Regions from separate parts of the Homo sapiens genome. Here region 1 is linked to region 2. The links are chromatin loops, found by intact Hi-C in ENCODE. Cell type or tissue: MCF 10A. All regions are shown on one strand. Links, peaks and the distances in the headings refer to the core of each region. The heading gives the core; the rest is flanking DNA.

Region 1 (15,410 bases), core at 2,584-10,583, 590 kb after region 2:
CTCTTCCAAGCAGCTGCTACAAGAGAGAGACCAGCCCTTCCATGTCTAAACTGGTTGCCAGTTTGTTTTTTCGTTGAAATTAAGTGCCAGTATATTATGAGGATGGATCTGTCAAGACCCATATGCAAACACTGGACCAATTATCAAGTGGCAGGCAGCACCTGGTTGGCTACAGCAGCCAAGAGACTCAAGGCATCATACACAGCACAGCTTAATATGATTGCTTTGACGGAGGCTCAAAAAGAAGTAGATCAAAAGCAATAGAATGGGTCAACCAGCCAGGGCCTTAGCCTGGTAGATTTGTGTATTATCCTCTGTGCTCTCATCTTGTGTATTTAGTATAATGAAAGCAAATAAAGTTAACTATTTAATAAAACAATTTTCTTCTTAATAAAATTCATTGCTGATCAAATTAAATGATGAATGTGAAAGCAGTTTGAAAGCATAATGCACAATGCACACTGATTTGTAAGCCTTGGATTAGGCTTTTCTCTGGAATTGGGACAGGTGCCCCTTGACAATCTTCATCTGTAGGCTCTTCTTTGATGATACTCCTGGAGTCTTGGCAAGACAGTTGCAAAAGAGTTAATATCTAGTTACCATGGATTTATATCCAAAATCTCATACACCTCTGTAGTGAAGAAAACTCAGAGTTCTGGCAGGAACTGAGTCTGTCCTGGGCAAAGTCAATTACTAGCTCTACAATCTTTGCCAAGGCACTTCTTCCTCTGAAACTTGGATTCCTCATCTATTTAATAAGTACAAATGTCTGTCTCACATAGTTGCAGAAGAAATCACAGCCAAGCCTAGGATTTCAGAATTGCTCAGTCTGTGTTAGTTCTGATCCCATCTGCCCAAACTCTACACTATTACACTAATGTTCTAGGCCATTTGATAAACAGGAAGATGGGAAAGGCAGCACTAGTCAAGGTCACAGCTGTAAAAATGCAGAGACCCCCAGTTTCAAGTTTTTAGAAATAGTGTCTATAAAATGTATGTTTCCAATTTTTAGCTCATTTATCCCTATCATAAAGAGAATTTCTATCATGTAAATGATCAAGATAAATATAATTTATCACTGTAAATCCTACTAAAACACCACTGCTTAATCATTCATGTATCTTATTTTAGGAGCTTTCTTTTTTCTGAATACAGTCATGTGTTGCACAATGATGGGCTATAGTCTAAGCAAGGTGTCATTAGGCAATTTCATCATTGTTGCAAATCTCTTAGGGTGTACGTACACAAACTTAGATAGTGTAGCCTGCTAAACACATAGGTTATATGGTCTGGCCTATTGCTCCTAGGCTACAAACATGTACAGCATGCTACTGTATTGAATACTGTAGGCAACTGTAACACAATGGTAAGTATTTGTGAATCTAAACATAGAAAAGGTACAGTAAAAATATAGCGTTATAATCTTATGGTACTACCATTATATATGTGGCTTACAGTTGACCAAAACATTGTTATACAGTACATGACTGTACAGCTTAAGAAAGATACAGAAAGACATCAGTGAGCTTTTTTCCCTCATCTTTTTGAAGAAGGATGAGTTTGATTGCAATGTTTCTATTTATCTATGAAAATTTATGGATAAGGTCTTCCATCCATATAGAAATATCAGCATTTTCCTATTAAGTCAGAAACAACAGTCTAAACATCACATATTTTCACTGATCTTTAATAAAAATACAAGGTGATGGTAAATTATTTTCTAGAATACTTATATATTTCCCTAGAATGTGATCTCCTTGAAAGCACAATCTATAGCATGAAGTCACTTCATAGCATAAACTGCACGTTAATTACCATAACAAGGAGCTAATTAACAAGTTAATGTTTAAATTAGATTACAAATTTACTAGCTCTTTTAAAAAAATAAGCTTTTTCCTTTTTCAAAAATAAGTTAGCATTTTGGTATAAGAATAATACAACAGGCCAGGAGCGGTGGCTCACACCTGTAATCCCAGCACTTTGGGAAGCCGAGGCGGGGGGATCACGAGGTCAGGAGACCAAGACCATCCTGGCTAACACGGTGAAACCCCGTCTCTACTAAAAATACAAAATATTAGCCGGGCTTGGTGGTGAGCGCCTGTAGTCCCCGCTACTCGGGAAGCTGAGGCAGGAGAATGGCGTGAACCTGGCAGGCAGAGCTTGCAGTGAGCTGAGATGGTGCCACTGCACTCCAGCCTGGGCGATAGAGCGAGACTCCATCTCAAAAAAAAAAAAAAAAGAATAATACAATATGGACTAGAGGGAGATGACACTTAAGTTCAAATACATTTAAACAAATAGATATAGAGATAACATAGATGATAGATATATAAAACAAAAGGGAAGACTTTTGCTTGCAGTAGAAACCTGAGTGCCAACTAATGTATATGGATAAAGTGCTAGCGTTTCAAAATCTCCATTTTACACTCATCATTGGGAGAAAGAAAAAACTGTATCAGGCAAGAATCATGAAAGGATCAAAGGTTGCTAAATCTAGGTGAAAATTCTCTTGATAAACAGGGTATTTTTATGATCCTAACTAATGTCCTCACCAGCTGTTTATTAGTTGCAAAGGAAGAAAATAGCAATCACACAATGGGAGAAACTGGAAAACACCTTGAATAAGTAATCAAAGTTAATATGACTAATGAGAAGTTAGACATTATATGCCTCTAGATGTGATACCCTGAGAAGGACAAAACATCACATAACTTGAATCTAATCATGAGAAAACATTAGATAAATAACAAATAGGGAGCACTCTTTTTAATAGAGGGGAGCACCCTGTCCCTTATTAAAGAAAAGGGGAGGGACTGTGTTCTTAAAAATGTAAATGTCAAAAAAAAAAAAACAGAAATCAGTGGAATGCTGCAGGTGAGAGAAAGGTAAGGAAGCATGGTAGCTAAATGTAATGCCCAACTCAAGACTGAAAATGGTATTGACAGGGAAAAAACACTATCAAAGATGTACTTGGACCATTTGAAAAAAGTTGAATACAGAAAGTAAATTAAATAAAAATTTTGTTATCATTATTACATTTATAGAAGTTAATAACTGTATTGTCACTAAGAGAATCTTCTTTTTCTTAGAAAACTATATTGATATCATTAGGTTTAAAGGTCCATAATTTGTATGATTTATCAATAAATGTCCAGAAAGTATACAGAAGTTATAAATCAAATGTAGTAACATGTTGACAATAGCTTAGTGTGGGTAAAGGGTATTGACTGCTTTTTGTGCTACCTTTTTTTTACACCTTTTCTGTAAGTTTAAAATTATTTACAAACCAAAAGGCAAACCATTTATTAAAAAATCACTGGGCTATATATAAAATACAAGTGACTTATGGATCACAGAATTTTATGGATGAACCTACTCTATGGGGGATAACTTGGGGGAAGGATAAAAAATGCCAGTGTACTGATTATTTTAAGACTTCATAAGCTGGTCATTTTTTTATCTCCCACAAAGATTGTCTCATATTTTCAGAATATGATTATTGTCAGTTCTCTGTCTGTTCTTAAGAGTTATAGGTTTGTCACATCAGCCTCATAACTCATGATTTTTCTGTGACATCTGACCCCTGGAACACCTTTTGAAGCCAGGGTAATACAAGGCAGATGTTCTGCCAGCTCAGACCAGAACCTTCTAGTACCTCAGACCACCTGGGCCTGGTGATATGAAGGCCAACCACAGAAGCTGATAGGAAAAATCTTGGAGTCTCGGTTAGATTGCTCTACCCTAAAAATTATAGACATCTTATGCAAAACTGCATAATAAAATTTATATCTGCAACTTAAATAACAATACAGTCTTTCATTCTTTCTGGTATATAATAGGAGCAGATTTTCCAATAGGACAAGCAGAGGAGGATTTCTTTTTGTTTTTCTTTTTGCTCCTATTTTGGGAATACCAAAAGGAGTTATTCTAAATCACTCAGGCGTGAAACAAATGACTGTACTAAAATTGTGAAATGCCTTCAATTAAAAGAGTAACAAAACCTGTGGGCTCCTTCTGGGGTACTAGTCTATTGTCCCTCTATAGTTTAGTGTTTAGCATTCAGACCTTCAGTCAGGTGATACAGATGAAATTGCGCAAGAAGTTCATCTCAAAATAATGTCAACATTTTCTATATAATATAGACTGTCCAAGCTGGAAGCCACATAAAAGATGGCCAGCTCCTAAATCTGCAGAGGTAGAGACTAGAATTTAGAGATTCATGGTCCAGCTAGAACAGACAGTTAATCTCCTTGTTCTAATTTGATAGTTCTATCCATTGTACCACTCAAAGTGAATTTTTCATACCTATGACAATTCTAATGCCATGAGGAAACACAGATATAAAAGGAGACAGTACCTATTAACTTATCTTGGGATTGTTGGACTGAGTATTATGAGAGATAAGGGCAGGTAAACCATGAGTTACTTTTTCTCCTACATTATTATGCTGCCCAGGAAGGAGTTGGTGTTCAATATGTGCTTATTGAATGAAGCATTACATGAACGCAGAGCTGTGATCCCACTAAACACCTACTATGCACCGATTGTGTGCTGCACACTGCATTAAAAGCTCCACAATCCATAAAACACAGTCCCTGATATAGTTTGGATATTTGTCCCTGCCCAAATCTCATGTTGAAATGTAATCTCCAGTATTGGAGGTGGGGCCTGGTGGGAGGTGACTGGATCATGAGGGTAGATTTCTCATGAAGAGTTCAGCACCATGCCCTTGGTGCTGTCCTCGTGATAGTGAGGAAGTTCTTCTGAGATCTGGCTGTGTAAGTGTGTGGCACCTTCCCTCATTACCTCTCCTCTCTCTCTCTCTTGCTCTTGCTTTCACCATATGATGTGCCTGCTCCCCCCCTGCCTTCTGCCATGATTGTAAGCTTCCTGAGGCGTTCCTTGAAGCTGGGCGGATGCCAGCACCATGTTTCCTATAAAGCCTGCAGAACTGTGAGCCAATTAAACCCCTTTTCTTTATAAATTATTGAGTCTCTGGTAGTTCTTTACAGAAATACAAGAATGGCCTAATACAGTCCTACTAAAGGAGTTCACAGTTTACTTGAGAAAACACACAAGTAAACAGATACAATATTATATGATAAGTGCAATGGTGAAGAGGTGACCTGGAGATGCTACAAACCTTTGAAACTGAGAAACTAAAAAGAAGCAGGCCTATATGTGTTGTAGTATAGCCAAAATAAGCAATTCGTAGCAAAATGTGTTATCAGTTAAGACTGGAAGCTTTGGATAACATACTTATTTCTGACTATCATGTGGCTGTTTTTTTTCAGTTGAAACTACAGGGCTATAGCATACTCCTATACATGGGGATAAGGTCACCTGTGAAGGGAATGGCTATTCCTATTAATACTATCAGTCATTCCAACAAAAACCATCCTGCAGCAGAAAATGAACACTCAGAAGAAAGGTGTTACGGGCTGAATTATGTCCCCTCATATATGTGACTGTATATGAAGACAGGGCCTTTAAGAGGTAATTAAGGTAAAATTACATCATTGGGATGGGCCCTAATGCAATATAACTGGTGTCCCTTAAGATGAGGCCATTATGACACAGAAGACAGAATGGGGGATGATGACCAGGTGAGGACACAGTGAGGAAGCCATCTGGAAACCAAGTTAAGGGACCTCAAAAGAAACCAATCCATTGATATCAGACTTCTAGTCTGCAGAACTGAGAGAAAATAGATTTCTGTTGTTTTGGCCATCTAGTCTGTGGTATTATATTATGATGGCCCTAACAAGCTGATAGAGAAGACTCCAGATTAGAATGAAGAAAAGTCACCTTCTCCTTCTGGTGCCAGGAGTTAGTTTGACTTTCACTCTGAGCTCTTGAGATTTCTAAGGCATTTCCAGAAGAAGCTGGTAAACTAGGCCCAGCCACTGGAAGCAGGTCAGGGGTGAGGCAGAAAGTCCGAATGGGGAAGGCAGGCCAAGTTTTTTCCTGGCTTGGGCCTGAGGTGTAACTTATTTCCTGCCCTGTACTTCTTTTCTGTTACAGTCAGACTTTCAATAAAATAATTATTAATATTATAACCTGACCTTTGGTTCTTTGGGATGGTTTGCCTCCTTTCATTGGAACAAGTAAAGAAGAAAAACTTCTGGGTACACTGGAGTTTCATTTCTATGAAGGAGGGTCATCAGGGAGCAGAGAGCAAGGGGAGCAAAACTGAGCAACTTGTGTTGAGCACACGTGAGGCCCAAGGTGCACCTCTCAGGCAGGAATACCTTAGAGGGAAAGGGGCCTAATTTCAGGCAGGCTAGAAGATGTCCTTGAAATTAAATTAAATGTAATATTATTTTCTATGGCAGTTTAATAAATTCTGAAGTATGCAGTTGGCATGAGGAAATGAGAGACATATTTTGAGAGTCTATACAGAATTCGATTTGGGAAGATGATTATGGGTTGGATATTCAAACTGCTGGTAAAAGGGTGAGACATTTAGATGTTAAAATCTAAAATCGCTGATCTGGAGAAACAGTGTGGCTCACTCTGTCAGTCAGAGAGTTTTTTACACATAGAGGGCACCAGCCAAAATAGAACTAGAAAGAAACCGATACACACACACATTAATGTGTATATTTTTAAATATATAAACAAATATATACCATATGTAAATATATGGTAAACATATAAGTAAATAAGAATTAAAATAGAGATGTTTAAACATAAACTCTGTGATGCTGTCTTATAGTGAAAGATGGTGTTTCTTCATGTAGGTGAGAGGCAACTTAGCTATATCTAACTAGAGATACTACACGTAATTACATGCATGAACATGTATTTCTCCATATATATATAAAGATAAATATTTATTTTTAAAAATCCCCAAATCTCACATAATCACACATAACCCCACAAAGCAGATGTGATTCCACGTTCCCTGGAGGATCTCACATAAACACACATACATACACACACACACACACACACAGATGCACTTTCACTGGGAGGATCTCACATACACACACACACACACACACACACACACACACACACACCCCAGATGTACTTCCAAGTTCTCTGGAAGACACTCTGCTTTTCTGCCACCTTGTGGCAGCACAGGGAGCAAACAAGCCCACAGGAGTTTTTTCTGCCAGTTTTATAAGACATTTTATAGTTGGCAAATACCTGGCCATTGACCTTTAACCAGAGCATGCCCAGCAGCCATTTCCCTCTAGTAGAAAAGCTGCCCACACCTCCAGAACCTCTCAATGAGGCTAGGTGCCCATGTTTTGAGTATGTAAGGTGGATGCATCCAATGGTGTCCCACATCAGGTGGGTGAAGAAGAGGCTTTCCTCTTCAGAATTTTTCAGAATGCGCTGGGGGCAGTGCAGTTGTGGGGGGTTACGGTGGTACAGGGCCAGAGGGGCAGCAGGTCCAGAGGAGGACCACGCAGGGCGCCCTTGAGACTTTCTGGACGCAGACTGAGAAAGCCTGTTAGGGCAGTCTAGTGGGTCTACAGCACTCCTTATGGCAGCCTGAGGAACACCTGGATGAAAGGCAGCAGGAGAGCCATGTGCCTGAGACCTCACACCAGTGTGAGCAGCAGGGAAACAGGGGTCTGGCTTAACAAAACCCCTGGACTGCAATGTAGGTGGTTGACAAGGAAGAACAGTTCAGTGGTAGAGTGTTGGGCACTACCTTCCCAGCTGGATGAATAATGCATGTCCCAAAACTAGGGCCCAGCTTGTGGTTGAGGCAGTTCATTGTGCTGGATTCAAGTGAACTTGCTCAAGTGGGGATGCTACTGACCATCCTCAGGCCTTGGGCTGGGAACACTGTTAGCTTTTTGTCTGGCTTGTGCTTGTCAAAACAAGGCTGGATAATGCATGGCTACACAAGCCAAAAAAATGGATGATCTCTTCTGTTATTTGATGCTCAGGAAGACAGTGACCAGGTAGAAATTGAATGGAAGAACACCTAATTTGATCAGGTATAGTAGGTTTTTGATGCTCCCGTTCATGCCAACACAGTTGGTCAGCACTCTTTGTTGATCTCCACAAGTGTGTGTGCAAGCTGGCCCAAACACCAAGGGAAATAGTGTCTCTGATCTGGACATCCAACATGAAGCTGCATCTTCTCACGAGACCAGAGGATCAACACTCAGTGGGGTCTCAGTGTTTTAAAATCACTGATCCGCAGAAACAGTGCAGCCCAGTCTGCTAGTCTGAAGTGTTTCACTCATACAGGGCATCACCTAAGAAAAAACTAGAAATAGGAGGAGTGGAGCCAAGATGGCTGAATAGGAACAGCTCCAGTCTACAGCTTGCAGCGTGAGTGACACAGAAGACAGTGATTTCTGCATTTCCAACTGAGGTACCAGGTTCATCTCACTGGGGAATGCCAGACAGTGGGTGCAGGACAGTGGGTGCAGCGCAACATGCATGAGCCGAAGCAGGGCAAGGCATCGCCTCACCCAGGATGTGCGAGGGATCAGGGAATTCCCTTTCCTAGTCAAAGAAAGGGGTGACAGACAGCACCTGGAAAATTAGGTCACTCCCACCCTAATACTGCGCTTTTCCAACGGGCTTCACAAACGGCACACCAGGATATTATATCCCGCACATGACTCGGAGGGTCCTACGCCCACGGAGCCTTGCTCATTGCTAGCACAGCAGTCTGAGATCAAACAGCAAGGCGGCAGCAAGGCTGGGGGAGGGGCGCCCACCATTGCTCAGGCTTGAGTAGGTAAAAAAAGTGACCCAGAAGCTCGAAGTGGGTGGAACCCACCACAGCTCAAGGAGGCCTGCCTGCCTCTGTAGGCTCCACCTCTGGGGGCAGGGCACAGACAAACAAAAGACAGCAATAACCTCTGCAGACTTAAATGTCCCTGTCTGACAGATTTGAAGAGAGAAGTGGTTGTCCCAACATGCAGCTTGAGATCTGAGGACGGGCAGACTGCCTCCTCAAGTGGGTCCCTGACCCCCGAGTAGCCTAACTGGTAGGAACCCCCCAGTATGGGCAGACTGAAACCTCACACGGCTGGGTACCCCTCTGAGACAAAACTTCCAGAGGAACGATCAGGCAGCAGCATTTGCGGTTCACCAATATCTGCTGTTCTGCAGCCACCGCTGCTGATACCCAGGCAAACAGTGTCTGGAATGGACCTCCAGTAAACTCTAACAGACCTGCAGTTGAGGGTCCTGACTGTTAGAAGAAAAACTAACAAACAGAAAGGACATCCACACCAAAACCCCATCTGTACATCACCATCATCAAAGACCAAAAGTAGATAAAACCACAAAGATGGGGAAAAAACAGAGCAGAAAAACCAGAAACTCTAAAAATCAGAGCGCCTCTCCTCCTCCAAAGGAACGCAGCTCCTCACCAGCAATGGAACAAAGCTGGACGGAGAATGACTTTGACGAGTTGAGAGAGGAAGGCTTCAGAAGATCAGACTACTCCGAGCTAAAGGAGGAAGTTCGAACCAACGGCAAAGAAGTTAAAATCTTTGAAAAAAAATTAGACGAATGGAAAACTAGAATAATCAATGCAGAGAAGTCCTTAAAGGATCTGATGGAGCTGAAAACCATGGCACAAGAAATACCTGACGAACGCACAAGCCTCAGTAACCGATGTGATCAACTGGAAGAAAGGGTATCAGCGATGGAAGACGAAATGAATGAAATGAAGAATGAAGAGAAGATTAGAGAAAAAAGAATAAAAAGAACAAAGCCTCCAAGAAATATGGGACTATGTGAACAGACCAAATCTACATCTGATTGGTGTACCTGAAAGTGACGGGGAGAATGGAACCAAGTTGGAAAACACTCTGCAGGATATTATCCAGGAGAACTTCCCCAATCTAGCAAGGCAGGCCAACATTCACATTCAGGAAATACAGAGAATGCCACAAAGATACTCCTCGAGAAGAGCAACTCCAAGACACATAATTGTCAGATTCACCAAAGTTGAAATGAAGGAAAAAATGTTAAGGGAAGCCAGAGAGAAAGGTCAGGTTGCCCACAAAGGGAAGCCCATCAGACTAACAGTTGATGTCTCGGCAGAAACTCTACAAGCCAGAAGAGAGTGGGGGCCAATATTCAACATTTTTAAAGAAAAGAATTTTCAATCCAGAATTTCACATCCAGGAAAGCTAAGCTTCATAAGTGAAGGAGAAATAAAATACTTTACAGACAAGCCAATGCTGAGAGATTCTGTCACTAACAGGCCTGCCCTAAAAGAGCTCCTGAAGGAAGCACTAAATGTGGAAAGGAACAACCAGTTCCAGCCACTGCAAAAACATGCCAAATTGTAAAGACCATCAAGACTAGGAAGAAACTGCATCAACTAATGAGCAAAATAACCAGCTAGCATCATAATGACAGGATCAAATTCACACATAACAATACTAACCTGAAATGTAAATGGGCTAAATGCTCCAATTAAAAGGCACAGACTGGCAAATTGGATAAAGAGTCAAGACCCATCAGTGTGCTGTATTCAGGAAACCCATCTCACATGCAGAGACACACATAGGCTCAAAATAAAGGGATGGAGGAAGATATACCAAGCAAATGGAAAACAAAAAAAGGCAGAGGTTGAAATCCTAGTCTCAGATAAAACAGACTTTAATCCAACAAAGATCAAAAGAGACAAAGAAGGCCATTACATAATGGTAAAGGTATCAATTCAACAAGAAGAGCTAGCCCAATACAGGAGCACCAAGATTCATAAAGCAAGTCCTTAGAGACCTACAAAGAGACTTAGACTCCCACACAATAATAATGGGAGACTTTAACACCACACTGTCAAAATTAGACAGATCAATGAGACAGAAAGTTAACAAGGATAACAAGAACTCAACTCTGCACCAAGTGGACCTAATAGACGTCTACAGAACTCTCCACCCCAAATCAACAGAATATACATTCTTTTCAGCACCACACCTCACCTATTCCAAAATTGACCACATAGTTGGAAGTAAAGCACTCCTCAGCAAATGTAAAAGAACAGAAATTATAACAAACTGTCTCTCAGACCACAGTGCAAACAAACTAGAACTCAGGATTAAGAAACTCACTCAAAACCACTCAACTACATGGAAACTGAACAACCTGCTCCTGAATGACTACTGGGTACATAATGAAATGAAGGCAGAAATAAAGATGTTCTTTGAAACCAATGAGAACAAAGACACAACATACCAGAATCTCTGGGACACATTCAAAGCAGTGTGCAGAGGGAAATTTATAGCACTAAATGCCCAGAAGAGAAAGCAGGAAAGATCTAAAATTGACATCCTAAGATCACAATTAAAAGAACTAGAAAAGGAAGAGCAAACACATTCAAAAGCTAGCAGAAGGCAAGAAATAACTAAAATCAGAGCAGAACAGAAGGAGATAGAGACACAAAAAACCCTTCAAGAAATCAATGAATCCAGGAGCTGGTTTTTTGAAAAGATCAACAAAATCGATAGACCGCTAGCAAGACTAATAAAGAAGAAAAGAGAGAAGAATCAAATAGACGCAATAAAAAATGACAAAGGGGATATCACCACCGATCCCACAGAAATACAAACTACCATCAGAGAATACTATAAACATCACTATGCAAATATACTAGAAAATCTAGAAGAAATGGATAAATTCCTTGACACTTACACTCTCCCAAGACTAAACCAGGAAGAAATTGAATCTCTGAATAGACCAATAACAGGCTCTGAAATTGAGGCAAAAATTAATAGCTTACCAACCAAAAAAGTCCAGGACCAGATGGATTCACAGCCAAATTCTACCAGAGGTACAAGGAGGAGCTGGTACCATTCCTTCTGAAACTATTCCAATCAATAGAAAAAGAGGGAATCCTCCCTAACTCATTTTATGAGGCCAGCATCATCCTGATACCAAAGCCTGGCAGAGACAAAACTAAAAAGAGAGAATTTTAGACCAATATCCTTGATGAACATTGATGCAAAAATCCTCAGTAAAATACTGGCAAACCAAATCCAGCAACACATCAAAAAGCTTATCCACCATGTTCAATTTGGTTTCATCCCTGGGATGCAAGGCTGGCTCAACATTCAAAAATCAATAAACGTAATCCAGCATATAAACAGAACCAAAAACAAAAACCACATGATTATCTCAATAGATGCAGAAAAGGCCTTTGACAAAATTCAAAAACCCTTCATGCTAAAAACTCTCAATAAATTAGGTATTGATGGGACGTATCTCAAAATAATAAGAGTTATCTATGACAAACCAACAGCCAATACCATACTGAATGGTCAAAAACTGGAAGCATTCCCTTTGAAAACTGCCACAAGACAGGGATGCCCTTTTGCACCACTCCTATTCAACTTAGTGTTGGAAGTTCTGGCCAGGGCAATCAGGCAGGAGAAGGGAATAAATGGCATTCAATTAGGAAAAGAGGAAGTCAAATTGTCCGTTTGCAGATGACATGAATGTATATCTAGAAAACCCCATCGTCTCAGCCCAAAATCTCCTTAAGCTTATAAGCAACTTCAGCAAAGTCTCAGGACACAAAATCAATGTGCAAGAATCACGAGCATTCTTATACACCAATAACAGACAAACAGAGAGCCAAATCATGAGTGAAATCCCATTCACAATTGCTTCAAAGAGAATAAAATACCTAGGAATCCAACTTACAAGGGATGTGAAGGACCTCTTCAAGGAGAACTACAAACCACTGCTCAATGAAATAAAAGAGGATACAAACAAATGGAGGAACATTCCATGCTTATGGATAGGAAGAATCAATATCGCGAAAATGGCCATACTGCCCAAGGTAATTTATAGATTCAATGCCATCCCCATCAAGATACCAATGACTTTCTTCACAGAATTGGAAAAAAACTACTTTAAAATTCATATGGAACCAAAAAAGAGCCCGCATTGCCAAGTCAATCCTAAGCCAAAAGAACAAAGCTGGAGGCATCATGCTACCTGACTTCAAACTATACTACCAGGCTACAGTAACCAAAACAGCATGGTACTGGTACTAAAACAGAGATATAGACCAATGGAACAGAACAGAGCCCTCACAAATAATGCCACATATCTACAACTATCTGTTCTTTGACAAACCTGACAAAAACAAGCAATGGGGAAACGATTCCCTATTTAATAAATAGTGCTGGGAAAACTGGCTAGCCATATGTAGAAAGCTGAAACTGGATCCCTTCCTTACACCTTATGCAAAAATTAATTCATGATGGATTAAAGACTTACATATTAGACCTAAAACCATAAAAACCCTAGAAGAAAACCTAGGCAATACCATTCAGGACATAGGCATGGGCAAGGACTTCATGTCTAAAACACCAAAAGCAATGGCAACAAAAGCCAAAATTGACAAATGGGATCTAATTAAACTAAAGAGCTTCTGCACAGCAAAAGAAACTACCATCAGAATGAACAGGCAACCTACAGAATGGGAGAAAATTTTTGCAACCTACTCATCTGACAAAGGGCTAATATCCAGAATCTACAATGAACTCAAACAAATGTACAAGAAAAAAACAAACAACCCCATCAAAAATTGGGCAAAGGATATGAACAGACAGTTATCAAAAGAAGACATTTATGCAGCCAAAAAAACACATGAAAAAATGCTTGTCATCACTGGCCATTCGAGAAATGCAAATTAAAACCACAATGAGATACCATCTCACACCAGTTAGAATGGTGATCATTAAAAACTCAGGAAACAACAGGTGCTAGAGACTATGTGGAGAAACAGGAACACTTTTACACTGTTGGTGGGACTATAAACTAGTTCAACTATTGTGGAAGTCAGTGTGGCGATTCCTCAGGGATCTAGAACTAGAAATACCATTTGACCCAGCCATCCCATTACTGGGTACATACCCAAAGGATTATAAATCATGCTGCTATAAAGACACATGCACACGTATGTTTATTGCAGCACTATTCACAATAGCAAAGACTTGGAACCAACCCAATGTCCAACAACGATAGACTGGATTAAGAAAATGTGGCACATATACACCATGGAATAGTAGGCAACCATAAAAAAGGATGAGTTCATGTCCTTTGTAGGGACATGGATGAAGCTGGAAACCATCGTTCTCAGCAAATTATCGCAAGGAGAAAAAACCAAACACCGCATGTTCTCACTCATAGGTGGGAATTGAACAATGAGAACACATGGATATAGGAAGGGGAACATCACACACAGGGGACTTTGTGGGGTGGGGGGAGGGGGGAGGGATAGCATTAGGAGATATACCTAATGCTAAATGACCAGTTAATGGGTTCAGCACACCAACATGGCACATGTATACATATGTAACAAACCTGCACGTTGTGCACATGTACCCTAAAACTTAAAGTTTAATAATAATTAAAAAAACTTAAAAAAATTCTGCTTAGTAACTAATTTAATCAAATATTTTACTCCTAAGTTTTATTTTTTTTCCATTTCATACTTTTCTATATTTGGGTACTCTAGAAGTTTGCAATCTGTGAAAACTAAAGATTCCTCATGTGAAATGGTAAGAATTTCTTTGTTTATTCATCATTTTATATTGTTCATGTTTTTTCACCTATTTTTATATTTCAAAGTCTCTTTTTGTACTTTGGAAAGGCCTTGTGTCTTATCATTATAGATAAAGGAAATAGTCACAATATATGAAAAAAATATAAATTCAGTATTCTAATTTTCTAAAAGTATGTTTTTATGGTTGATATATTGGCATTGTATGTTTTTGTACAATAAGCATAATTCAGAGTGAGGAAATACATCTGGAAGGAGTCATGAGTTCCAACTATGATTATCTCTGCATAGTGAACATGAGGGATTTTTAACTTTTCAATAATAGTCTGTTTTCCATATTTTCTGCAATAATCATGTATTATCAAAAATAATATTTGTTTTAAAACTAAAAATAATAACTAGAAATAAATATATTCACACATATAAATGTGTTTACATTTAAAGGTATAAGGAAGTATGTAGCATGTAAACATGTGTATGAACATATAAATAGAAATACAGATGTGTAGACATAGATCTTTGCTGCACTCTCTGCCAGCCTACTTTGGTGTTTTTTCATGCAGGTGATTAGAAAACATAAAATATACATATTCTTATGAAGGAATAAATTTGGATATTTGGTAAAATTATATATATTTATATATAAATACATATATTTAAAATAAATTTATAAATATACATATATATGTATAAAATAAACATTACCCAAAACTCAATGAAAATACCACACGTACTACAAACTGATGCACTTGCATGCGTATTAGGGGCCATCGGTCCCCTGTGGCCTTCATGCCACCTACTAGCAGCCTAGGGAACACTTAAGCCAGCAGGAGTCCTTTCCTGCCAGGTCCATGTCACTGGTCATAGATGGGAAACACCTGGCCATTGCCCTTTAACG
Region 2 (15,410 bases), core at 4,962-12,961:
TTCTGAAATATGACCAGTGGTTTTCAAAATATCCCTGTTATTATTCCTTTTCTGTTAAGCTCCTCTGGTTAATTAGATGATTTTCCAATTTTCTCAGTGATACTAAAGTGATAAGATTGCTTTAGGGTTTCTAAGATTTTTTTCAGAAGGACTAAAACTATGTAAATCAATAAGACTAGTAAGATGATACTTCAGGCACAATGTCCAATATATGTGAGCCATATATGTAAATTATCTAGTATTCATATTTAAAAAGTAAAAAGAATTATGTGATAGCAATATTAAAATATTTTATTTAATCTCATATGTAAATTTATTATAATTTAACCATAAAATCCATTCGAAGTTTATTAAAAGGTTTACTTTACCCTATTCTTTGAAATCTAGTATTTTACCATTGCAATAGTTCTTAACTGAGACTAGCCACATTTCTGATACTCAAAAAACACCTGTGGCTAGTAGATACCACAGTGCTAATTTATTGCTGATGATAAAATATCTGAGATGCTATGGCTTTCAGTTTATTTTATCTTCTTTGTATTGATTTATTTTAGTGGTAGTGCACTGAAATATGTGATTACATGGCATACATATATATATATATACATATATATATATATATGTATATATATATATATATATATATACAGAAATTCTCTGGGGATTAGAGGCATAGCTAGGTTTCATTAACTACTATCTTGAAGGAACATTTAAATATCATTACTTAGATATGCCAATTGTATAGCTTTATTATTTTATATTTTAATGAATCTTGAATTATTGAGCTTAAGTTGAGTTAGAGAAGTGTGACAAAATCTTGAGATAATTACAAGAGATGTGATAGTTTCCACATTTCTTTTAATTATGGCCTTATTGGATCCTAGCACAAGTGTAAGGCAATGGAGTATACCGTTTCTTATGATTTTCATTTTAAAAATACACGAGGCCTCCATTCATATGGTTATAGGTACCATGGCCTTATATTAGCCTGGGTCAATGAAACTCTTTGACTCAAGAGTTCCTTTCCAGGGAACATTCATGTTATGGAAGATTGAAAGTTTGTTCTCCCAAATATGGAAAATATTTTGCCCCCAAGAAGAAGACAACATATCTGAATGAAAAGAGCCAGAGAATTAGAGTAGAGCAATTTCACAAGTTGTTTGCTCTATACAATATGTGATGCAACTTCTCAACCTATAATTTGAAAAGAATAACGTTTATTATCAAAAGTTTAAAGTTTATTAACTTAAAAGTCCAAGTCCAACATATGAAGTAAATCCTTCACATTTAAAGTTAATTGACTCATATAGTTTTTATCCTACTTGACTTACTACTTGGCTCCTCTGTTCTTGATAAAATGCTCTTCTTGGCTTTTGTGGTACTATGTTGCCTTTCTTCTTAGGTCTCTGATGTTTCTTTGGTATTTTTTATACTTGCTCCTTTTTTTCTGACCTTAAATATTAGTATAAAGTTAATCACCTTTCTTTTTTTCATTTAAAAGTTTTGGGTAATGATTTATTTTCAGGCTTCAACAATACCAATATCTGTATTTCCAATTAAAACTCGAAAATGCATACTCATATATTCAAATGCCCAATGGAGAGCTCGACTTTAATACCTTGCTGGTTCTTAAATATAAATGTGATTAAAACTTTCACCATCATTCCTTACCTCAGTCAATAACATGACCCTCTCTGTTTCTGTGAGTTGCCCATACTGGAAACCTATAAATCATTTTTGACTCATTTTGACTCTTTCCTGGAAACCATATATTCACATGCCAAGCTCAATAAAATCAGATATTGAGCCTCATAATTACCAGTTATAGACATCAGATTTTTCCACCCATCTTGCTACATTTTTCCAGCAGTATTCTCTTTCTCCACGTAAACTATTTCAAACATGTCTTATTAACTGGCCTTTTACTTCTAGGCTATCCTATATGATCTTCTTGTCTTCCATTTTGATGATCTCCTGTCCATTCTCCAGAATTCAGGCATAATTGGAAAACTAAATGCAAATGTGGTTATGACATTCTCTTTACCTGCATAACACCAATAGTTGGGATTCAACCTCAATGCCACTTCTTTCATTAATTGAAGGGCCTGAGCTTCAATTTATTTTACTAAAGCATTAGTAACAATCTAAGTTGTATTATGTATTCTTTCCAGAGAAAGCAGAGAGATAGAGTGATGTTATTTCATTATTTCCCTCTGTATTAGTTTATTGTCACACTGCTATAAAGAACTACATGAGACTGGAAAATTTATGAAGAAAAGAGGTTTAATTGACTCACCTTTTATACAGTTCTGTAGGCTATATAAGAATCATGGCTGAGAGGCCTCAGGAAACTTACAATCATGGCAGAAGGTGAAAGGGAAGCAAACACATCTTCACGTGGTGGCAGGAAAGAGAGTGAGAAGGGGGAAGCACTACACACTTTTGAAATGACCAGATCTCATGAGAACTCATTCATTATCACAAGCACAGCAATGGGGAAGTCTTCCCCCATGATTGAATCACCTCCCACCTTGCCCCTCATCCAACACATGGGGATTACAATTTGACATGAGATTTGGATGGGGACATAGAGCCAAACTGTATCAGTCCAACAATGGCCCCTCCCAAATCACATGTCCTCCCCAAATTTCAAAACACAATCATGCCTTCCCCAAACCCCCTCAAAGTATTAACTCATTTCAACATTAACTGAAAAGTCCAAGTCCAAAGTGTCATCTGAGACAAGGCAAATCCTTTCACCTATGAGCCTGTGAAATCAAAACCAAATAAGTTATTTCCAAGATACAATAGGGTTACAGATATTGGGTGAATGCTCCCATTCCAAAAGGCAGAAATTGGCCAAAACCAAGCGATTACAGGCCCTATGCAAGTCTGAAACCCAGCAGGGCAGTCATTACATCTTAAAGCTCCCAAATGCTTTTCTTTGACTCCATGTCTCAAATTCAAGCCATACTGATGCAAGGGTTGGGCTTCCAAGGCCTTCGGTAGCTTGGCCTCTGTGGCTCTGCAGGGTACAGCTCCAGCTGCTGCTTTCATAAGCTAGCATTGAGTGTCTGTGGCTTTTCTAGGTGCATGGTGCAAGCTGTAGGTTTATATACCATTCTGGGGTCTGGAGGATGGTGGCTGTCTTCTTACATCTCCACTAGGCAGTGCCCCAGTGGGGACTCTGTGGGGGCTCCAAGTCCACATTTCCTCACGCACTGTCCTAATAGAGGTTCTCCATGAAAGCTATACCCCTGCAGCAGACTTCTGCCTTGACCTCTAAGCATTTCCATATATCCTCTGAAATCTAGGCAGAGGCTTGCAAACCTCAGCTTTTGCCTTCTGCTAACCCACAAGCCAAACACCACGAGGAAGCCACCATGACTTGGGGCTTGCACCCTCTGAAGCAACAGCCCAAGCTATAAGTTGGCCCCTTTTAGCCATGGCTGGAATTTGAGTAGCTGGGACACAGGGCACCATGTCCCAAAGCTGCACAGAGCACTGGGGCTCTAGACTTGGGCCACAAAACTATTTTTTCCCTCCTATGCTGCCAGGCCTGTGATGGGAAGGGCTGTCCTAAAGGTCTTTGAAATGCCTTGAAGGCATTTTCCCCATTGTCTTGGCTGTTAACATTCAGCTCTTCTTTCTTTATGCAAATTTCTGCAGCCTTGAAGTCCTCCCCAGAAAATGGATTTTTCTTTTTTACCACAAGGTGGAGCTGCAAATGTTCCAAAACTTTATGCTCTGCTTCTGTTATAAATATAAGCTCTAGTTTCAGGTCATTTCTTTGTTTATGCAAATGAGCTAGGCATTTAGAAGAAACCAGGCCTCCTCTTGAATGGTTTAATGCTTAGACATTTCTTCCACCAGATACCCTAAATCGTCTCTTTCAAGTTCAAATTTCAACAGATTCATAGAGAAAGGGAACAATATCACTAGTCTCTTTGTTATGTCACCCAGCTGGAGTGCAATGGCATGGTCTGGGCTCACTACAACCTCCACCTCCTGGGTTCAAGTGATTCTCTTGCCTCAGCCTCCTGAGTAGCTAGAATTACAGGCGCCTGCCACCACGCCCAGCTAATTTTTGTATTTTTAGTAGAGATGGGGTTTCACCATGTTTGCCAGGCTGGTCTCGAACTGCTGACCTCGTGATCTGCCCGCTTCGGCCTCCCAAAGTGCTAGGATTACAGGTGTGAACCACTGCGTCTGGCCAAGAAAATCTATTAAGTAGAAAGATGCTGCCAATATGTTATTCCCTGTGAATGCCTTGGAACTGTGGACATTAACTCTTCTGATCCCAAACTTTTGGACTCTTAACACCAGAAACATATAGCAGTTTTCTTATTTAAAGTATAGACCCAGCTGGGCACAGTGGCTCACGCCTGTAATTCTAGCACTTAGGGAGGCCGAGGTGGGTGGATCACATGAGGTCAGGAGTTTGAGACCAGCCTGGCCAACATGGCGAAACCCGTGTCTACTAAAAATACAAAAATTAGCTGAGCATGGTGGCAGGCACCTGTAGTCCCAGCTACTCGGGAGGCTGACCCAGGGGAATCGCTTGAACCCAGGAGACAGAGGTTGCAGTGAGCCGAGATCGCACCACTGCACTCCAGCCTGGGCAACAGAGTGAGACCTTGTCTAAAAAAAAAATATTAAAAAATTAATTTTAGACCTGTAAGTAAAGACCAATATTTTATAAAGGTGAATGACTTGTAGCTTTTTATTTTTATTTTTTAATGATATTGCCGCTATTGGGCCACTGTGGGTCTTCTACTTCTCCAAGTATTTCTGAAAATGGAGGAAGGATAAAGGGAAAATACCCATCCAAAATGTTTCGAGGCAAATGCTAAGTGCCTCTCAGCATTTCAGGTCCAACTGCTTTTTCCACTGCTCACCAATTGAGGTTTCTGTGGAATTTACACCTCAGATGGACATAAACCAGTCTGCGGGGTGCTTGGATGACAACTGTACTCAGGATGAAATGTAGGTACCTTACTGAAGGGGGCCAGCCCCTCCACACCTGTGGGTGTTTCTCGTCAGGTGGAACAAGAGACTGAGAAAAGAAAGAGACACAGAGACAAAATATAGAGAAAGAAAAGTGGGCCCAAGGGACCGGCGCTCAGCATACGGAGGACGCGAGCTGGCACTGAGACCTAAGTTCCCTCAGTATTTATTGATCATTATCTCTACCATCTTGGAGAGGGGATGTGGCAGGACAATAGGGTAATAGTGGGGAGAGGGTCAGCAGGAAAACATGTGAACTCTGTGTCATAAACAAGGTAAAGAAAAGGTGCTGTGCCTTGATGTGCATGTATACAAACATCTCGGTGCATTAAAGAGCAGTATTGCTGGTGCATTAAAGAGCAGTATTGCCACCAGCATGTCTCACCTCCAGCCCTAAGGTGGTTTTCTCCTACCTCAGTAAATGGAACATACAATCAGGTTTTACACTGAGACATTCCATTGCCCAGGGACGAGCAGGAGACAAATGCCTTCCTCTTATCTCAACTGCAAAGAGGCCTTCCTCTTTTACTAATCCTCCTCAGCACAGACCCTTTACAGGTGTCGGGCTGGGGGATGTTCAGGTCTTTCCCTTCCCACCAGGCCATATCTCAGGCTATCACATGGGGAGAAAGCTTGGACAATTCCTGGCTTCCCTAGGCAGAGGTCCCTGTGGCCTTCCGCAGTGTGTTGTGTCCCTGGGTACTTGAGATTAGAGAGTGGTGATGACTTTTACAATCATAGTGCCTTCAAGCACTTGTTTAACAAAGCACATCCTACATAGCCCTAAATCCATTAAACCTTGAGTCAACACAGCACCTGTCTCTGTGAGCACAGGGTTGGGGCTAGGGTTACAGATTAACAGCATCTCAAGACAGAAGAATTTTTCTTAGTGCAGAACAAAATGGAGTCTCTTATGTCTACTTCTTTCTACATAGACACAGTAACAGTCTGAGCTCTCTTTCTTTTCCCCACACCTGACCTAATGCAATCGCTGGCCTTAAACTGATGCATTTAAGAAAGATGTTTCAATTACCAGCCTTGACAAGAGCTTTTCTCCTGATTAAATTTACACAATAACTAAGAAAAGAGAACAGTGAGGAGGAACTTAGCCTAGGGTGACTCTCTAGCCCCTCAGCCTTCCCCAACCATTCCTCCTAAAGAGGCCCCAGCTTCCAGATCTCAGGCATCCCCCAGTCCCCTGAAGGTTAACGATGCTGTTTCCCGCTGAACCAGCCAGAAACAACTAACATGAAAGTGGATTTATTTTTACCCCAGGCTTTGTCATCTATCATTACTGAAAAACTAAGAGACAGATTTTGGCTGAACAGCCTATGGAATATTCAAGATCTCCATGCAGACTTTGGCTCTCCATCTGCAGCAATTCATCTTATTTGGAGTGGCCTTCTCCTCCATGCCAATGTTCCTCATTAGCAAGGATATCTGTCATCATGCAGCACCACTGACATAATAGCTTCCGTGGTGGAAGCAAGTTGTTGGTACCTTGGATGACATGGTCTATTTAACCAAAGACTGGGGAACAAATTTAAGCATGTCTTGCAGAATTTCTCGGCACACAGACTTCACCAGCAAAAACTTATCTATTGAGGGACATTCTCCCTGGATTTAATACTTAAGTATTCCACATGGTAAGGGTATCTTTTGCTGGTTTGCAAGATGGAAATGACAGAGCCTGCTGATTTCATGCCTTCTGTAACCATGAGACCCAGATGGGCACTGCATTGGTGATTCTCCATTACCTTCCATATCACGTTCAAACTATTCATTCTAGGTTTCCAGACTTCCTTGTTCATGGAACTGTGCATGCATTTCCTTTCTCATCTTGTTTCCCAGTCAAGCAAACTTGATTTGAGCCCTTCAAAGTCAATCCAGGCCAGGCGCGGTGGCTCATGCCTGTAATCCTAGCACTTTGGGAGGCTGAGGCAGGTGGATTGCCTAAGGTCAGGAGTTTGAGACCAGCCTGTCCAATATGGTGAAACCCCATCTCTACTAAAACTACAAAAAAATTAGCCAGGCGTGGTGACATGTGCCTGTAATCCCAGCTACTTGGGAGGCTGAGACAGGAGAATTGCTTGAACCTGGGAGGCAGAGGTTGGTTGCAGTGAGCCAAGATCATGCCACTGCACTCCAGCTGGGCAACAGAGTGAGACTTCCTCTAAAAAAATAAAAGTCAAATCAGAGGGATTTACAAGCTAGTTCCTGGGTGGCCCATATGGTGCTAGACCCAGGCCCTGTCCCTCTGTCTCCTATTTCCATATTTAATTTAAAGCTCCCTCCCGTGACTTTTTTTTTCCAAGTGCCAAACTACTACCCATCCTTTTAAAACCCAGCAAATACTTCTTTCAGGATAGCGTGGTTTTTTTTCTTTCCAACTTTTATTTTAGGCTGAGGTGGTACATGTGCAGGTTTGTCACATGGCTAAGTTGCATGTTCTAAGGGTTTGGTGTACAGATAATTTTGTCACCCAGGTAATCAGCATAATATGTGGTAGGTAGTTTTCTTCATCGTTGTTGTTGTTGTTTGAGACAGAGTCTCATTCTGTTGTCCAGGCTGGAGTGCAGTGACACAATCTCAGCTTACTACAACCTCTGCCTGCCAGGTTCAAGTGATTCTCCTGCCTCAGCCTCCTGAGTAGCTGAGATTACAGGTGCCCACCACCACACCTGGCTAATTTTTGTATTTTTAGTACAGACAGGGTTTCACCATGTTGGTAAGGCTGGTCTCAAGCTCCTGACCTCATGATCCACCCACCTTGTCCTCCCAAAGTGCTGGGATTACAGGCATGAGCCACCGCACCTGGCCTAATTTTTGTATTTTTTTTTTTTAGTAGACATGGGGTTTTGCTATGTTGGCCAGGCTGGTCTCGAACTTCTAGCCTTAAATGATCCACCCATCTTGGCCTCCCAAATTGCTAGGATTACAGGCATGAACCACCATGCCAGCCTGATACGTAGTTTTTTAATCTTCACCCTCTCCCTACCCTCCACCCTCCAGTGGGCCCTGCTGTCTGTTGTTCCCTTTTTATCCATCTGTACTCAATGTTTAGCTCCCACTTATGAGTGAGAACATACAGTATTTGCTTTTATTTTTATTTGAGATGGAGTCTCACTCTGTGGCCCAGGGTAGAGTGCAGTGGTGCAATCTCAGCTCACTATAACCTCCGCTTCCCAGGTTCAAGCGATTCTCCTGACGCAGACTCCTGAGTAGCTGGGATTACAGGCATGCACCACCTACCCGCTAATTTTTATATTTTTATAAATAGAGATGGGGTTTTGCTATGTTGGCCAGGCTGGTCTTGAACTCCTGACCTCAAGTGATCCACCCACCTTGGCCTCCCAAAATGCTGGGATTACAGGTGTGAGCCACCACGTCTGGCCAGTATTTGGTTTTCCGTTCCTGTGTTATTAACTTAGGATAGTGCCCTCCAGCTCCATTCATGTTGCTGCAAAAGACATGATTTTGTTCTTTTTATGGCTGCATAGTACTCCATGGTGCATATGTTCCAGATTTTCTTTATCCAGTCCACCATTGGTGGGCATCTAGGTTGATTCCATGTCTTTGCTTTTGTGAATAGTACTGCGATGAACCTATGAGTGCATTTGTCTTTATGGTATAACAATTTATATCAGGATAGGTTTTGACAGCTGGAGAAATTGAGGCATCAGAACTTGCCCAAGATCACATGGCTCATCAGAAAAGAGTGGAGCCTGCAATAAGGTTGCATCTGAAAGCAAAACCCACTGTGCTGTCCTGCTCCGCAGAATGTCATTGAGAGGAAGACTGTGATGAGTCATTTTATGTGTTAACTTGACCGCACCATGGGGTCACGGTGAAGTAGAAAACCCTCTCTAGTGTGGGAGGGCATTGAACAATCCATTGAGGGCTTGAATAGAGCAAACAGATGGAGGAAAGAGGAATTTGCTCCTTTTTCCCTTCCTGCCTGATTGTTGGAGTTGGGACATCCAATTTCTCCTGCCCTGAGGTCAGAAGATCGTGACCAGCCTGGCCAACATAGTGAAACCCCATCTGTACTAAAAATACAAAAACTAGCCAGGTGCGGTGGCATGTGCCTGCAGTCCCAGCAACATGGGAGGCTGAGGCACAAGAATAGCTTGAATCTGGGAGTTTGAGGTTGCAGTGAGCCGAGATTGCACCACTGCACTCCAGCCTGGGCAACAACAACAACAACAAAACCCTGGAAAAAGTTATAGGTCTGTATTTATCACGACTTGGTCCTGAGAGTGGCACTGGGGATAGAGGTCACATCCAGAGTTTCTGTTCTGCTGCTACTAGTGTGGGAAAGCCCAATGTTCATTGATACCATACAGATGTGAAGCCTTTTCCCTTCAGCTGTCTGCCTTCTGCTGAGAAAGGAGGGAAGCCAGAAGCAGGTTTCCCCACCTCTCCCATTTGCACTGACCCTGCACAGGCTTACACATGACAGTGTTAATCCTGCCATTTCCCTAAGGGGTTTAAGTCACTAGGCAATTAAAACCCAAGATCTGGGTGTATGGTTCCAAATGTGAATCAGGGCAGCCTTCATGACGCCCAGTTATTAGTCAGAAATCCAGCATTGTTATGGAATCCCTGAGGTTTCTTCAAGATGAAACTTGCATTTCTAAGCACAAAGCTTCAATTTCTTCTTCATTACCCTACCAACCTATTTCCCATGAAGTAAGTAAGCACGATGTCATCATTCTATCCCAAACCTTCCTACAGCTCCCTGGCAGAAGATTAGCAGGTTTTTCTCTCTGTAGTTCCTCTGACTCAGATCTCTCCTCTCCCGCTGGTAGCGGGTTTTTCTCTCTGTATTTCCTCTGATTCAGATCTCTCCTCTCCCCCTGGTTGCCTTGAGGAGGCCGAGGTTCTAGGTTTTCTGGTTTCAAAATAAATTGGCAGAAATCGGAAATGACGCCAATACTGCCCTCCTGCCTGCAGGCAGCTGGTCCCAGTGGGAGGTCTCTTAGCAATCAGGCTCAAATCAAATATTTGGGTGTCTGGAAACATTCTGATTGGAATGAGATCATAAACAAAAACTTCTCTCTTTCCCTCCCCAGTTAACCAAGCCACTGGGTTGCTGCCCTGCACCAGGGAGATCTGTGACTCATGCAGAACCTTCAGTTACAGGCAGGCCCCACAATGAGGCATCACAATCCCAGACAGCCAGGCCAGAGAGCCACTTCTATTTCTGTATTGATAGGTAGCCTTGGACAAGACATGCCAATTTCAACTTTTTTGTGGCTGTGCCTACCTAAAACCCAAAGTTTTAATTTGGTCCAGTCAGACTTTCTGCACGCAGCTCCTTCCAGAAATCAAAATGTTTCCAGGTTCACGGGAGCATGAGCTTCAGTTCAAGTCAGAGGCAAATCAGAAGAAACGAGGGTTTCCAAGTCCTCTCTTCCTCCATCTGCCATCTTGATCTTCCCTCCACCTTCCCCGCAAGTGACAAATGATGCATGGTTGAGAGAAGGGGCAGATGGATACTAGCCGAGGATAGTTTCACATCTTTTATTTTCCAACCACGCCCAGCCGTAAAAGCTCTATTTTATAGACATAAAAGCTGAGGCTGGGCACGGTGGCTCACATCTGTCATCCCAGCACTTTGGGAGGCTGAGGTGAGTGGATCATTTGAGGTTAGGAGTTCAAGACCATCCTGGCCAACATGGTGAAACCTCGTCTCTACTAGAAATACAAAAGCCGGGCATGGTGGCACACTCCTGTAATCCCAGCTACTTGGGAGGCTGAGGGATGAGAATCGCTTGAACCCAGGACGCAGAGGTTGCAGTGAGCTGAGGTCATGCCACTGCACTCCAGGCTGGGTGACTGACTGAGATCCTGTCTCTTAAAAAAAAAAAAAAAGGCTGAGATAAAAGATAAAATCTCTCTTGTATATAAGGATACCACTTGTCACCTTTTAAGATACCCTACCCCTTACCCTGGGGGACAAACATTGCTAGATCCTAAACAAACACTTAAGAATTGAATTAGCACCCAAAACACCTGGAAATGTCATCTTTTCTTTCAGTGGTAATAAGCAAGTGGTAAATTAGGCACTACTGTTTTGCCTCCACCACGCTCTAGCTTTGTGGCCTTAAGGGCAGCAAGTTGCATAACTCCTCTCAGCCTCAGTTTTGTTTACCTGGAAAATGGAAATAACAGTAGTACAGATCGTACTCTACTTACAATAATTTAACTTATTATTTTTCTTTTCTTTTTTTTTTTTTTTTTTTTTTTTGAGATGGAGTTTGTTCTTGTTGCCCAGGCTGGAATACAATGACACAATCTCAACTCACTGCAACCTCCACCTCCCAGGTCCAAGGAATTCTCCTGCCTCAGCCTACCAAGTACCTGTGATTACAGGTGCCCACCACAATGCCTGGCTAATTTTGTATTTTAGTAGAGACAGGGTTTCACCACGTTGTCCAGGCTGGTCTTGAACTCCTGACCTCAGGTGATCCACCTGCCTCAGCCTCCCAAAGTGCTGGGATTACAGGTGTGAGCCACCGCGCCCAGCCTAACTTATAATTTTTCAACTTTATGATGATGTGAAAACAATCTGCATTTAGTAGAAACTGTACTTTGAGGCTGAGTGTGGTGGTGGCTCATGCCTGTAATCCCGGCACTTTGGGAGGCTGAGGCAGGTGGATCAATTGAGCCCAGAAGTTCAAGACCAACCTGGTTAACATGGCAAAACCCTGTCTCTACTAAAAATACGAAAGTTAGGCGTGTTGGTGAGTGCTTATAGTCTCAGCTACTCAGGAGGCTGAGGCAGGAGAATCACTTGAGCCCAGGATATGGAGGTTGCAGTGAGCCGTGATTGTACCACTGAATTCCATCCTGGGCAAGACAGCGAAACTCTTTCTCAAAAAAAGAAAGAAAAGAAAAAAAGAAACGGTACTTTGCGTACCTATAAAAACATTCCACTTTTCATTTTTGGTACAATGTTCAATACATTCCATGAGACACTCAACACTTTATTTATTTATTATTTTTTGAGACACAGTTTTGCTCTTGTTGCCCAAGCTGGAGTGCAATGGCACGATCTCGGCTCACTGCAACCTCTGCCTCCTGGGTTCAAGTGATTCTCCTGCCTCAGCCTCCTGAGTAGCTGGGATTACAGGTGTGCACCACCACATCCAGCTAATTTTTCTGTATTTTTTGTAAAGACGGGGTTTCACCATGTTGGCCAGGCTGGTCTCCAACTGCTGACCTCAGGTGATCCACCTACCTCGGTCTCCCAAATCAACACTTTAGTATAAAATAGGCTCTGGGTGAGATGTTTTTGCCCAACTTTAGGCTAATGTAAGTGTTCTGAGCACATGTAAGTTAGGCCAGGCTAAGATGTGATGTTGGGTGGGTTAGTTATACTAAATGCATTTTCAGCTGGGCACAGTGGCTTATGCCTGTAATCCCAGCATTTTGGGAGGCCAAGGTGGGCAGATTATTTGAGGTCAGGAGTTGGAGACCAGCTTGGCCAACATGGTGAAACCCTGTCTCTACTAAAAATAAAAAAAACTGGCCAGGTGTGATGGCACACACCTGTAATCCCAGCTACTCGGGAGGTTGAAGCAGGAGAATCGTTTGAACCCAGGAGGTGGAGGTTGCAGTAACCAGAGATCATGCCACTACACCCCAGCTGGGTGACAGAGAGAGACTCTGTCTCAAATTAATTAATTAATTAATGAAATAAAAGCATTTTCAACTTACAATGGTTTGTTGGGACAGACCGGAATCATGTAAGTCAGGAAGCATCTTTTATCTACTTTGCCAGGTTGTTTTAAGAACATAGACAGTGAGTGACTGTAAAACACCTAAACCAAAGGCAGACAATAAATAGTAGCTACTGTTGTTGTCATGACTTTTTCACTTGTAAAACAAGATCACTTGATTAGTTTTATTTGAGCATCAAATAAAAGTATACTTTGGTTACTTCATTGTTCTGATTATAAAATTATAGTAATTCTTGGCCAGGCATAGTGGCTCACACCTGTAATTCCAGCACTTTGGGAGGTCAAGATGGGAGGATTGCTTGAGGCCAGGAGTGATACCAGCCTGGGCAACATGACAAAACCCCATCTCTACCAAAAATACAAAAAATTAGCTGAGCATGATGGTATGCGCCTTGGTCCCAGCTACTGGGGAGGCTGAGGTGGGAGGATTGCTTGAGCCTGGGAGGTTGAGGCTGCAGTGAGCCATGATGGTGCCACTGCACTCTTAAATGGGTGACAGAGTGAGACCCCATCTCGAAAGAAAAAAAAAGGAAAAATTCATGGTAATTCTTTACCTAAAAAGCTGCAGAATACAGAATGAGTCAGTCAGCACCCCAGCTTCTATGGCTCAAGGCAAATCACCTTACCATTCCTAAATCACTCCTCGGTTAAAAAAAAAAAAATGTACCGGTGGCAGTGATTGCTAGAGCATTTATTAAAATAATTTTGGTCAAAGGAAATACCAAAGTTTATCATTAAGATTCCACAGTGACCCTGAATTCTATATTGAACATCTTTCTTTGATCTCCTTTGGAAATCGTCTGAATTTTTCCCTTGGGAGGCTCAGGAATCAATTTTTGTTGATCTTGTTTATACTATAGAGGATGCCAAACTTCAAGCACTGAAGGAGGCTCAGGAATCAATTTTTGTTGATCTTGTTTATACTATAGAGGATGCCAAACTTCAAGCACTGAAAGATACATCCAAAATGAGCCTGAACACAGTGTCAAGGTTCGACTATAGACACATTTCACCATTTTCACTTTCGTCAGTAGACAAAGAAGCTGACATTATCTCTAATAGCCCAAAACTGGAAACAGCCCAAGTGCCCAACAAGTCAAGACTGTTTCCACAAAGAAATGGAGTATCAGCATTTCACTGAAGATAAAGATCCTGTTCAAAATCATATCAGGGGGCCAGGCGCGGTAGCTCTTGCCTGTAATCCCAGCACTTTGGGAGGCCAAGGTGGGCGGATCACCTGAGGTCAGGAGTTCAAGACCAGCCTAGCCAACATGGCGAAATCCCACCTCTACTAAAATATACAAAAATTAGCCAGGTGTGGTGGCATGTGCCTGTAATCCCAGCTACTCAGGAGGTTGAGGCAGCAGAATTGCTTGAACTTGGGAGGTGGAGGTTGCAGTGAGCCAAGGTTTTGCCACTGCACTCCAGCCTGGGTGACAGAGCAAGACTTTGTCTCAAAAAAAAAAATCATATCAAGTAAAAAATTAAAACGAAATAACAATGATTGTATTAATCTAACAACCAGGTTTAGAAATTAACAAAGGGGAACAGGACCTTCTACATAGATAGTAGATGCTGATATGAAGATTTGATCTTGATCCCCAAGAATGCAGTTTTCTGATATGGTTTTATCTTTAAATACATGCGGGGATTTTTTTTTTCTTGCTCTGTCTGCCAAGCCTTGGGGCACCACCCTTCTAGAACCACCTTAATCCAAGTTCAAATCTTGGTTTTACAAAAAATGTTTCAGAGACAAGATCTTGCTGTCACCCAGGCTGGAGTGCAGTGGTGCCATCACAGCTCACTTCAGCCTCAAACTCTTGGGCTCAAGTGAACCTCCTGCCTCAGCCTTCTGAGTAGCTGGGACTATAGATGCATGCCACCATGCCCAGTAAATTTTTTAAAAAATTCTTCTTGTAGAGATGGGGTCTCACTATGTTGCCCAGACTGGTCTCAAACTCCTGGCCTCAAGTGGTCCTACAGCAGCCTCCCAGAAACCTAGAAATACAGGCATGAGCCACTGTACACAGCCTACATACATGTTTTCTGGGTAAGTACTTGGTTATCTTTACAAAGTAACCCTTCCTGTAGTCCATGCTGATTGAGCATCTACTATGTATCAGGCATTATTAGGGAAATAACAAATAATGGTGAAGTGCCACTTGTCTTTTTTTTTTTTTTTTGAGACAGAGTCTCCCACTGTCACCCAGGCTGGAGTGCAATGGCGTGATCTCGGCTCACTGCAACCTCTGCCTCCCGGGTTCAAGCGATTCTCATGCCTCAGCCTCCTGAGTTGCTGGGATTATAGGTGCCCATCACCACAGCCAGCTAATTGTATTTTTAACAGAGACATGGTTTTGCCACGTTGGCCAGGCTGGTCTTGAAATCCTGACCTCGTGATTTGCCTGCCTCAGCCTTCCAAAGTGCCGGGATTATAGGCATGAGCCACCACACCAGGCTGTGAAGTGCCATTCTTTTGGAATTGACATTCTAGTGTGGGACACACACAATAAATAAATCTGTGACTATATCCCTTTATAAAAAACAATGTTCACTTTTAAATTTTACAGCCACGACATCAAGTAGGTACGGGTTTAATGTGTGCATCAGATAGATGAGCAAACAAACTTGGCTGACACCAGCCAGCTGTAAGTG

What was found. A loop is a pair of places that touch in the nucleus more often than their neighbours do. Peaks named below come from ENCODE experiments on the same cell type or tissue, not always from the same donor. Only the 100,000 strongest peaks of a DNase experiment are listed, where the experiment ranks them.
Region 1: it touches region 2 in a loop (18-fold over the local background); 8 of 110 quality-filtered maps call a loop at or near these places.

The regions. Positions count from the first base shown.
Region 1 is chr10:36,891,913-36,907,322 of GRCh38, reverse strand. No RefSeq gene overlaps it. Among named protein-coding and RNA genes, the nearest start is that of ANKRD30A, 230 kb to the left of the region's middle. In MCF 10A, for the core only: a CTCF peak has its summit at 7,089 (motif pointing left); no DNase peak of the experiment used is centred there.
Region 2 is chr10:37,483,895-37,499,304 of GRCh38, reverse strand. No RefSeq gene overlaps it. Among named protein-coding and RNA genes, the nearest start is that of LINC00993, 180 kb to the right of the region's middle. In MCF 10A, for the core only: no CTCF peak of the experiment used is centred there; no DNase peak of the experiment used is centred there.